Regions from separate parts of the Mus musculus genome. Here region 2 is linked to region 1. Evidence: chromatin contacts called from ENCODE Hi-C or POLR2A ChIA-PET data. All regions are on one chromosome and are shown on one strand. Each heading gives the region's core, a stretch centred on a gene start or an enhancer-like site at or near the end of the contact. The rest is flanking DNA. Distances are from core to core; before and after follow the strand shown. Region 1 holds the start of Stk40 (serine/threonine kinase 40). Region 2 holds the start of Sh3d21 (SH3 domain containing 21).

Region 1 (4,771 bases), core at 876-3,375:
CTGTCTTCTCCGTTAAAGGCACAGGAGAGAAAATGAAACCCCCCTTACATCTGGGAGGAAAGTCCTACCTTGCCATTGCCAGCAGCTTAAACAACCTGAGATCTCAGAGAGAGAAGAGCACTTTGGGGAGCACTTGAAGGGGTTGTCCACCTAGCACTGACCACACGGTGCCTTCTCAGCACAGGTCCAGTAGGTCTATACTCTCTTCTTGGAAGCATGTGATGGTCTCTGACGAAGTGTCTAGCTCTCTCACCCTCCTCAACTCCTCACAGAGAATGCGATCTAAGATACAGATCTAGTCCTGTCACTCCTCAGCTAAAAGCTTACTGGCCTCTTGTGCACTAGACACAAAGTTCCAAATGATCCATGAGATGTTCATTTTTTTTTATTAACTTATATTGCTTTACTTTGTGCCCTGTCGGCTTCCATACCACTCTACTGACACAGCTAAGGTTGTCTCTCTCTGACTCTCTGTACTTCTCTCCAAATAGCATCTCCCATTTTACATGACTAAGCCTCCCTCCCCCTTTCTGTCCTTCCAGTCACTATCCTCCTGTCACTACTGCTCAGGCTTCCCAGACTGAGCTAGCAGCTTCCCCACTGGGCTCCCTCAGCATTCAGTTTCTGTTGCTTTTGTAGATCACATTTCACCTATCTGCTTGCAGGTCAGTTTCCTCTAGCTGGACAGTGAACTAGTTCGGATAAGAACCTCTTTATTAGGTGTTAGCGCAACTCTCCATAATGACTCTTTTTACCATGGCCAGTGGTTTGCAAATGAGGACGAATACAAATGACCCAAGGTCGGGCAACCAGAAAGCAGCGGCACCAGAATCTGAATTTAAGGAGTCCAGAGCAAGGTTGACACACACTTTTAATCCCAGGCTTTAAGGAGTGAGCCTCCAAAGCCTACGAATACTACACAGCACTAGGCTCTACAGGCAGGGCCCTTTTGTTATGAGAAAAATGAATGAATGAATGAATGAATGAATGGGGACTATCTCTGGCAGAGATAGTCTAATCCACAATCAAATAACAGGGCCTTTAAGGAGGAACTCACAACGTTGTTTATAAATAAGGGCTATAGGATTTTGCTCTTCCTTATCTCATGCAAAACTACTCAGCCGAGAGGGAAAGGCGCCCAGCCCAGCGTGACTACCCTCTTCCTCAATGATTCTCAAAACCAGCAAAGCCAACCGGTTTCCTCCAGTGACTTAAAACAGAGCAAAGTCTATCCTGCCACCGAAGGTGGCTGTCAGCTCTTCCTTCTGCCAACAACCTGGGGGAGTGGGGGTGGACGGAGAAGCCACCGGGAATCCGAAAGCTCCTACCCAAGATTGAAAGGTGGGGCCAAGCATCGTAGGAATGGGCGGGCCTGACCAGGATGGCAGGTGAAACACTGACCACAGCAAGCTCTCCCACGGTGAAGACCGGCCCAACGTGGATCTGGCAAGCAGGTTGCTGTGACTCGCACCTGAACGCCGCCCAGGATGTGAAAATTCCCCAGCAGCGATGGTGTTGGTGCCAACGGGTGAGGGCTCCAGGAGGAAAACCTTGGCTGGCTCTCCTTGGGGACTCGTTCTAACTTTCAAGTCACTCTCTAGGTCAGGAGAGAAGCATGGAGAGGAGGAGCGGGTCTCTCTGGGAGAAAAACTAGAGCGGGCCAAACGCCGGCTGCTTCGATGACTGGTTGAGTGGGTCTGGGCAAGGCGAGCAGTGCCCATTTCCCAGGGCTGCGGCAAAAGACCGAGGCTCCCGGCAGCCGACGCCCCCGCTGCCGGGAAGGACAGACCTCCAGTGGCGGAGGGGGAATTCACTATAGCCGTTCTGGTCGCGCCGGTCAGCTTCGGGCTGTCACCGGGGTCCCTCCGCCACGGTGGCCCGCCCCGCCAGCACGCAGCCCCCACCCGGCTCCGCGTCCCGGGACCCCGAACTCACCTTTCCCGGGGAATCAGCGCTCCTTGCCCATAGTCCGCAGCCCAGAGTCGGGGCTGCTCGGCGCTCCGTCCCGGGGGCCGGGGCCGGGCCGGGGGCGTGGGAGCCGCTCACCGCCGCCTCCCAGCGCAGCCGCCAGAGCTGCCGCCGCCGCCTCCCTCCATGGCTGCGGCGCCGCCACCTGACAACGGAAGTGACGCATAGGCTCTCGGCCCCGCCTCCCGCCCCCTCGCCTGAGTTTGGGGTTGGTGCGCCATCTTCAGGATGGGCGGAAGCCTTCAGGCAGGAAGCCCAGATAAGATCGCCAATTGGTTCTGGGTGGAGTCTGGGTCGAAATCTGTAAAGTGATTGGACAGTCAGGGGGCGGTACTTACCGCTAATCTACATCTACAGTGGGACTGGGACAGAGGCGCCGGTCCGCCTTGGCTCTGCAGAACCTCACCGACTTATGCTCTCCTTGCTGGGGTTGGGGACGTCTCTAAGTGGTTGCAAAACCCGCCAACTGCACTGCATTCTTTAGAAAAGTAGTCTTTCTTTGCTCCCCATTTCTCGGCTTCTGGAAATTTGTGTGGGAAAGTGCTGAAGTTGGGTACAAGAGAAGTCAAGAATTGGCTGTCGCTACTGTCACAATTCATTTCACTTTAGGCCCTTCAGAAACCCCAAAGATGGCCAAGTTCATCTTGGACATCCCTAGAGTCTTGTCCAGGGAGATTGCAGTGAAGAGTTCCAATGAACGACTTCAGCCGGCTGTCTACCTCACTCCCTCCTGCCAGTTTCCGTCCTTTCTCCTCCTTCAGCAGCCACGCCCTCCATGAATCAGCTTCTTGCACCAGCAGATGAGCCCTTTAAAGGGATTGCATCAGTCTGGTGACTCACTGGGGGCCCTCGAAAATCCTGGCTTCCGTCCACTGCCGTGTAGAAGCGGCCAGAAGGGCTCGGTGGCAGCAGTACCAGCGGCCATAGTCCCACTCCTTTGTCTCAGAGTTAACAAGTGTACTTGATGACACTCTTCCCTCCCCTGGGTCATTCTGGATCCACGTGTAGACACACGTGGACACGACTAAGCCCTGCTAGGACACCGAAGGCTGGTCTTCATAATGAAGTCCCAGCCTGAATCCTTTCTTAATGTCTTTGATTGGCTTGGTGGCCATTCAGCTGCAGATAATGCTGAATAACTAGTAATGATACCAGCTCCTAAGGCCCTGTCTTATGCAAAATGAGGCACTTTTAGAGACCTGTTAACAAATGCAGAAGGTAGCACTCAGAGAGAGAGGGTAACCTCTGCCGTGACACCCAGCTAATAATGGCTGGGCTGTGGTTTGAAGAAAGTTTCGTGGGTTCCAAAAAGGCTAGAGCTTGAATCCCCATTGTATCACTTACAAACTAGGTAATTCAGTGTAAATCCTGGCTGCCCAAGTGGGGATAACACATTACACCAACCATGGGAGGACCCAAGGAGTTTCACATCCAGCTAACCACACCCTATAGATGCCCACTGGTCTCAGTCGGGGAACCTCTAGGAGGCACGTGACTCAAAGGCAGGCATCCAGAAGGCCGGCCCACTTTGCTCCTCTCTCTGACAAAGTGAGGAGAAAAAGGATTCCGGAAGCCCTGCCTTTGACAGGGATGAATCTTGGGTTTTCCAGTTCACTAATTACCAGTAAGATGAATCACTGGGCGCTGACACCACCATTCCAACTCCTGGTAGGCTCTCAGCTGACTCAAAATATAGAAGTTTTAACAAAGCAGAGGAGGAGAAAGTGCCAGCCAGAGGAGATTAAAAAAAAAAAAAAACTGTCATCAGGACACCAACTCATGGATCTCTGGGACATACATGGGTGGTGACAGTCTCCTGCTGGCTCTCCAACTCTGGCTCACTGGCAGATGGTGCTGCCATAACAAAATGACACCTGTCACAACAGCTCAAGATGGCTTCTTGAAAAGAGATAGGCAGATTGGACTATCACAGAAGGAGGGGAGACCTCACCCCCAGGAGCTTCTTCAGACTACAGAACCCCAACCCTACTTAGCAGCTGGGTTTTGGCTTCTTTGCGTCCAAGCTTCAAGGCCTGAGTATGGCAAGGTTTGGTGTTGGTTTTGCTTTTTTTTTTTTTTGGTACCTGGGACTGAACCTATGGCCTCTTCTGTGGTAGAAGGTATTTCACCACTGAGCTGTATCTCCACTGCTTTTGTTTTTGAGACAGAGTTTCAATAAGTTGCTCAGGCTGGCTCTCTAGTCTCTATAGTACTATCTGGATTTGAACCTGTAACCTACCTCCACTTCCCCAGCAGCCTGGATTATAGACTGCACCACCACATCCAGCGGTGTATCAGGTTCTGAGTGTCCAACTCACACTGGGGGTGAGCAATAGAATGGATGCCAGGAGTACTGGGAAACAGAAGAGAGTCCCAGTGGCTAGAGAAGTAGCCCAGATGGTACAATGCTGGCCTTAGCGTGTGTGACTCACTGAGTCCCAACCCTAGTATTACAATAAACCCGACATGTAATCCCAGTATCTTGGGAGGTGAAGGCACTCTTCCTTCCTTCTTTCACAGCAAATTGAAGGCCAGCTTGGACTGCATGAGACCACATGTTAAAAAACAAACACAAGCCGGGTAGTGGTGGCACGCACCTTTAATCCCAACCCTTGGGAGGCAGAGGCAAGCAGATTTCTGAGTTCGAGGCCAGCCTGGTCTACAAACTGAGTTTCAGGACAGCCAGGGCTACACAGAGAAACCCTGTCTCCAAACAAACAAACAAACAAACAAACCAAAGAAACAAAATAAAAGTGCCAGGGTTGAGATGGGCTCTGGTAGCAGGGAAGCCTAACTTCAGATT
Region 2 (4,771 bases), core at 1,086-3,585, 59 kb before region 1:
GCTCTGGCCTGTGGATGGGTAGAGTGCTAGCACTGATGCCAGTCTTCTTCCCTTGCAGCATGACGACCGGGAAGGCGAGGGCAGCGACAAGTGGATGGGCCGAGGCCGAGGCCGAGGAGCCTTTCCCCGGGGGCGGGGCCGGTTCATGTTCCGGAAGTCCAGTACCAGCCCCAAGTGGGCCCATGACAAGTTCAGTGGGGAGGAGGGAGAGATAGAAGACGACGAGAGTGGGACAGAGAACAGAGAAGAGAAGGACAGTTTACAGCCCTCAGCTGAGTAGGGGCCGCTCTTGATGGAGCCCTTGCCCGGGGAAGAAAGGCGCTGGGAGAGGCTGGTGGAGCTAAACAAGGAGCCTCAAGAAGATCCTGAAAACGCCACCCCACAACCCACTTGCCACACAGAATCCATCCCACGACAGCAGAGTGTCCCTGGTGCCATCCGTCTCACTGGACAGAGGACAGGACGTTGCCACCGAGCCTAGATGAGACCACACACTGGGCTCCTGCTGCTGCTGGTGGTGTGGGGGGTGGGCAGGGTAGGGAGAAGGATGCTGATGCTTGGACTTTGTTTTGGTTTTGTTGTCCCACCCCCACTCCCACCCCAATTAGAAACCAAGTTTTCTTCATTGCATTTCATTTGGAACTAAATGGGAATTTGGTTTTCAGTCTCTTCCTGTCCTGAGTTTTATTAAGAAATCCTTTTTTCTTTTTCTTCTTTTTAGGGGATATATAGTAATATTAGTGTAAAGATTTTAATTTGGGCAACTTTGACTCTTAAGAGAAAACAAAGCATGTGAATAAAAATTGAAGTGTTCACCTCAGTTTGGGACCAAACTGCTTGGATCTTGTACAAACCGGTTTTGTATGTTGAGGAGGAGTTTAAGGCCTTTCTGACCACCTCGTGTTCCCCTTTCTACACAGCCATGTATCCCGTGGAGTTGCTCCCAGCCTCCCCATGCACCCTGCTCTGTCTCATTTCTCCTGGGCTGGGCTTCCCATTCTCCACCAGCAGCTCCAGTGTCCCAACCTTTGTAGTCCTGCTGGTCTTCAGCAAGAGGAGTGGAAACTGGAGGGCAGTTTCTGGACGGTTTTCTAAGAAACTTCTGAATTCTATTATCTTTACAAATACAAGATGAGAAAATAATTTTTTCAATATTTTTTATTAATCTTTTTATAAAATGAAAAGAAACGCCTATGATTAAGGATGGTGGTTATGGCTGGGTGGTCTGTGGGGTTGTGTGTTTTTGGGTTTTTCCTTTTTTTTTTCTCTTTAACCTTACGTTTTGGGTTGAAACATTTTCAGATGTTGGGGGGCATCCTCATTAAAGGGTCCTTGTGCTTGCCTTCCGGGGCAGCGGTCCCCAGCAGGTGAACCGCTGCCTGCGCGCATCTGTTGGACGCCGACTGCACCCTCCTCCCTCCCCAGCCTTCGCTCTTGGGTTGTTGTGCATACTTCCCTTTACTTTGCTAATTTCAATAGTTATGTTGGTTTTACTTGAATGATTCATGTTTAGGGGAGAACAAAAAAACACCCTTAAATTTTTGTTTCAACTCCTCCTGCAAATAAAAACAATAAATGAAGTGGCAGATGTAAACGGACTGTGTTTGTTGCTTGTGTGAGTGACCCTGGGTTAATAGGTCCCATAGAATATACCATAGTTTTCGTCTCTGGGAAGAAGGACTTCTTGTTCTCAGTGGAGGCTGTGCATTCTGTGTTTTTGACTCCTCCAAGAACCAAACCTAGCTACCATGCCAGAAGTCAGGACTTTGGCTTCCTTGGTGCTGGGGCAGGGGTCAAGGCTGCAGTGAGCTGGCTCGGCCTTTATATGTTAACCCACAAGGAAGAGGTGAGCCTAGCCCAACTGGTAAACTGGGTGGACCCTAACCTTCAGACTCTTGCCAGCCCTTATTAAAAGTTGATTCTTGCTGCCTTTCCCCAAGGAGAATCTGCAGTAGTTATCAGAAATCCAACTAGGCCCCCAAGTGAGTCGAAGCTTCAGGGGGGGTTGAAGTTTGGAATATACCCGCCATAGCTTTTCAGAGACAGGAGCTAGTATCTCTATCTGGGGCCACTTTCCCAGGAATGGCCCCACCCTGGTATGTACCTCTTCCACCTTCCCCTGCAGCTAAGAACTTGCAAGCCAGAAGAGGGTGGGCCAGGAAATGTTATAAAAGACATAGAGTCTGGCCTAGGTTGGGAGACTTGGCTAAAGTAGAGCTCTTGGGGAAGCTGTTACCCCAGCCCTGGGCTGAGACCCTGGACTCCTCCTTCAAGAATTGGGGCCCAACCTGCTGAGCCAGGCCGCCCACTCCTACTACCTGGATCCTGACCTATGACTCGAGTCTCCGCCTCATCCACATCCAGTCTACCGCCTGGCGGCTTCGCCCGCCCTCCGAGCACCCAATGCCCAGCCTGACGGTCAGGCTGCGCAGGGAGCCCCAGAAGTCATGGGTATGTGTGTGGGGGTTCGGGGTGGGTTCTTCTAAACACTTTCCGAAGGGCAAAGTCCACGGACGTCCCCACAGCCTTTCTTAGCTCGCTTCCGCCCGTAGAGGTCCTGGTCCTGGCCAGATACCGAGCGCAGACGGAGGACGAGCTGAGTCTGGCTCCGGGGGACGTGATCCGGCAGGTGTGCGCGGGGCCCGCTCGGGGCTGGCTGCTTGGGGAGTTGCGGGGCCGCCGCGGTCGCTTCCCCAAGCGCCTGGTGCAGGTGAGGCCTGGTACGGGTATGGCTGCGCGGGGGAGCAGGAGCGGCCCTGGCCTCAGCCTCGGGCCTTGTGCCTAGTGCCGCCCCTATGTGATTTTCCCAGGAGATTCCGGAGGCCCTGCGGGGCGTCACCGAGTCCAGACCGCGCTTTCCGCGCCGTAGTCGCCGTGAGTCGGGCGCTGGGCCGGCGGGTGGGGCCTCACTGCCCGCGTGGAACATGACGGCTGTGGGTGGGGCACCCGCGGCTATTTTGCAGCCCCCTGATTGGCTTGAAGTACAATGCTCCGCTCGAGGGCGGGGCCTGAAGCTACTAAAGGGAGTTCTGGGGTCCAACTCTTCCCCAGTGCTGCAGACGGGGCTCCCTGCTCAGAGCTGCTTCCCTGCTTGTCTGGCCTAGGTCACCCCATCAACTCTCGGGACCCCCAAAGATGGTGCAGAGTGAACTTCAACTACAGCCCAGAGCAGGCAGACGAGCTGACGCTTCAAACTGGGGAGATTTTGGAAGTGATAAAGGAGGTGAGGGGTCCTGGGGGCACTTGGGGAGATGCTGCAGCTATTCACACAGAAGAAAGTGAAGTAAGGGTGGGGGCGATGGGAAGGGAGGCAGCTGGGGAGGATGTAGTCCTTGGGTAGAACCAAGGATGGACACCTCAGTTACTCTTGGACAGAACCAGATGCTCCCGCATCCTTCCCCTTCCCCAGATTGAGGACGGCTGGTGGCTGGGAGAGAAGAACGGGCAGTTGGGAGCCTTCCCATCCAACTTTGTGGAATTGCTGGACAGTGGGCCCCCAAGTGAGACCGTGACCCTGTGATCCCCTGGGACCAGACTCAGCAATCTTCAGCGATCTTCCCAGTGACCCTCCTGACCTCGTGACCCCTTTGGCCCCCTCCCTTGACCTAGCTAAATTAGCACCTCCCTAACACCATCGATTCTTCTTCTGCAGGCCTTGGAAATACAGACATACCGCCAATTACCCCAAATTCACAGAGGCCTCCTAAGGTAAATTGGGTCATGGTGGGCACAGCCAGCGAATTCTTTCCCCCCTGCCCCCAGAGCTGAGGATTGAACCCAGGGCCTTGGGCTTGCTAGGCAAGCGCTCTACCACTGAGCTAAATCTCCAACTCCCAGCGAATTCTTAAAATGGCTTGACACTTGTCTCATTCCCCCCTTTCTCTGCCCCCAATAGTTGAGCAACTTGACATATGACAGCCCTCCAGACTACCTGCGGACAGGTGAGCCCTCCCTCGGTACCAGATCTATGTGGGAGGTGAACTGGCTAGGTTGTTGGAGGGAGTCACTGGCTGCGGAGGGAAGGGCTACACACTAGAGTGACCTTCTTTTAGTCTCCTGCCCTGAGACCTGCAGGGTCCTATTTGACTACCAACCCGAGGCCCCAGATGAGCTGGCACTGCAGAAGGGGGACCTGGTGAAAGTTCTGAGAAAGGTATGAGAGGATTAGGAGTTACAGAAGAGTAAGGAGTGGGGCCCAGGCAAGAAGAACTTGAGCGATGCTCACCTCCCCCCACTGGCTTGTTTCCTAACCAGACAACTGAGGATAAGGGCTGGTGGGAAGGAGAATGCCAAGGCAGAAGAGGAGTTTTTCCTGACAACTTTGTCATCCCACCGCCCCCAGTGAGTATGGAGTCAGGTATGGGGAGGAGAAAGGAAAGGCAATTTAAAAAAAAAAAAAACCGGGAAACCGAGTATGGTGGTACATGCCTTTAGACCCAGCATTTGGGACACAGAGACCAGTGGATCCCTGAGTGTGAGGCCAGCCTGGTCTATAGAGCATGGATCCCTGAGTGTGAGGCCAGCCTGGTCTATAGAGCACGTTCAGGAGAACCAGAGTTACACAGCGAAGCCCTGTCTCAGAAGAGTAGGAAAAAGAAAAATCGGGGATCATGGATTTGCTAGGACACAAAATACTCTCAAAACATCTAGGGATAAGCGGAGGACATACGGCTCTGGGTTACAATGCTTCTTCAGACAGGGCCCTAGAGCCCATAAAAATGGCAAATGGGTGTGACAGCTCCTCTGTGTCTCAGGGCAAAACAGACCATAG

The links. A loop is a pair of places that touch in the nucleus more often than their neighbours do. ChIA-PET counts read pairs that join two places held with the same protein, here RNA polymerase II (POLR2A).
Region 2: POLR2A ChIA-PET joins it to region 1 with 12 read pairs in embryonic stem cell. The contact joins the promoter of Sh3d21 here to the promoter of Stk40 in region 1. A Hi-C loop is called at or near these places in 1 of 37 maps with a recorded cell type or tissue (mouse embryonic stem cell). POLR2A ChIA-PET finds 5 or more read pairs at or near these places in 3 of 5 experiments (Patski and embryonic stem cell).

The regions. Positions count from the first base shown.
Region 1 is chr4:126,101,311-126,106,081 of GRCm38, reverse strand. Stk40 (serine/threonine kinase 40) reads right to left here and starts at 2,125. Exons shown (of 11, transcript NM_028800.3): 1 at 1,936-2,125.
Region 2 is chr4:126,160,905-126,165,675 of GRCm38, reverse strand. Sh3d21 (SH3 domain containing 21) reads left to right here and starts at 2,335. Exons shown (of 16, transcript NM_001162533.1): 1 at 2,335-2,451; 2 at 2,553-2,710; 3 at 2,811-2,874; 4 at 3,105-3,223; 5 at 3,410-3,500; 6 at 3,653-3,708; 7 at 3,896-3,941; 8 at 4,053-4,153; 9 at 4,255-4,341. The coding sequence starts at 2,448. Thrap3 (thyroid hormone receptor associated protein 3) reads left to right here. Exons shown (of 12, transcript NM_001356455.1): 12 at 59-1,594. The coding sequence ends at 280.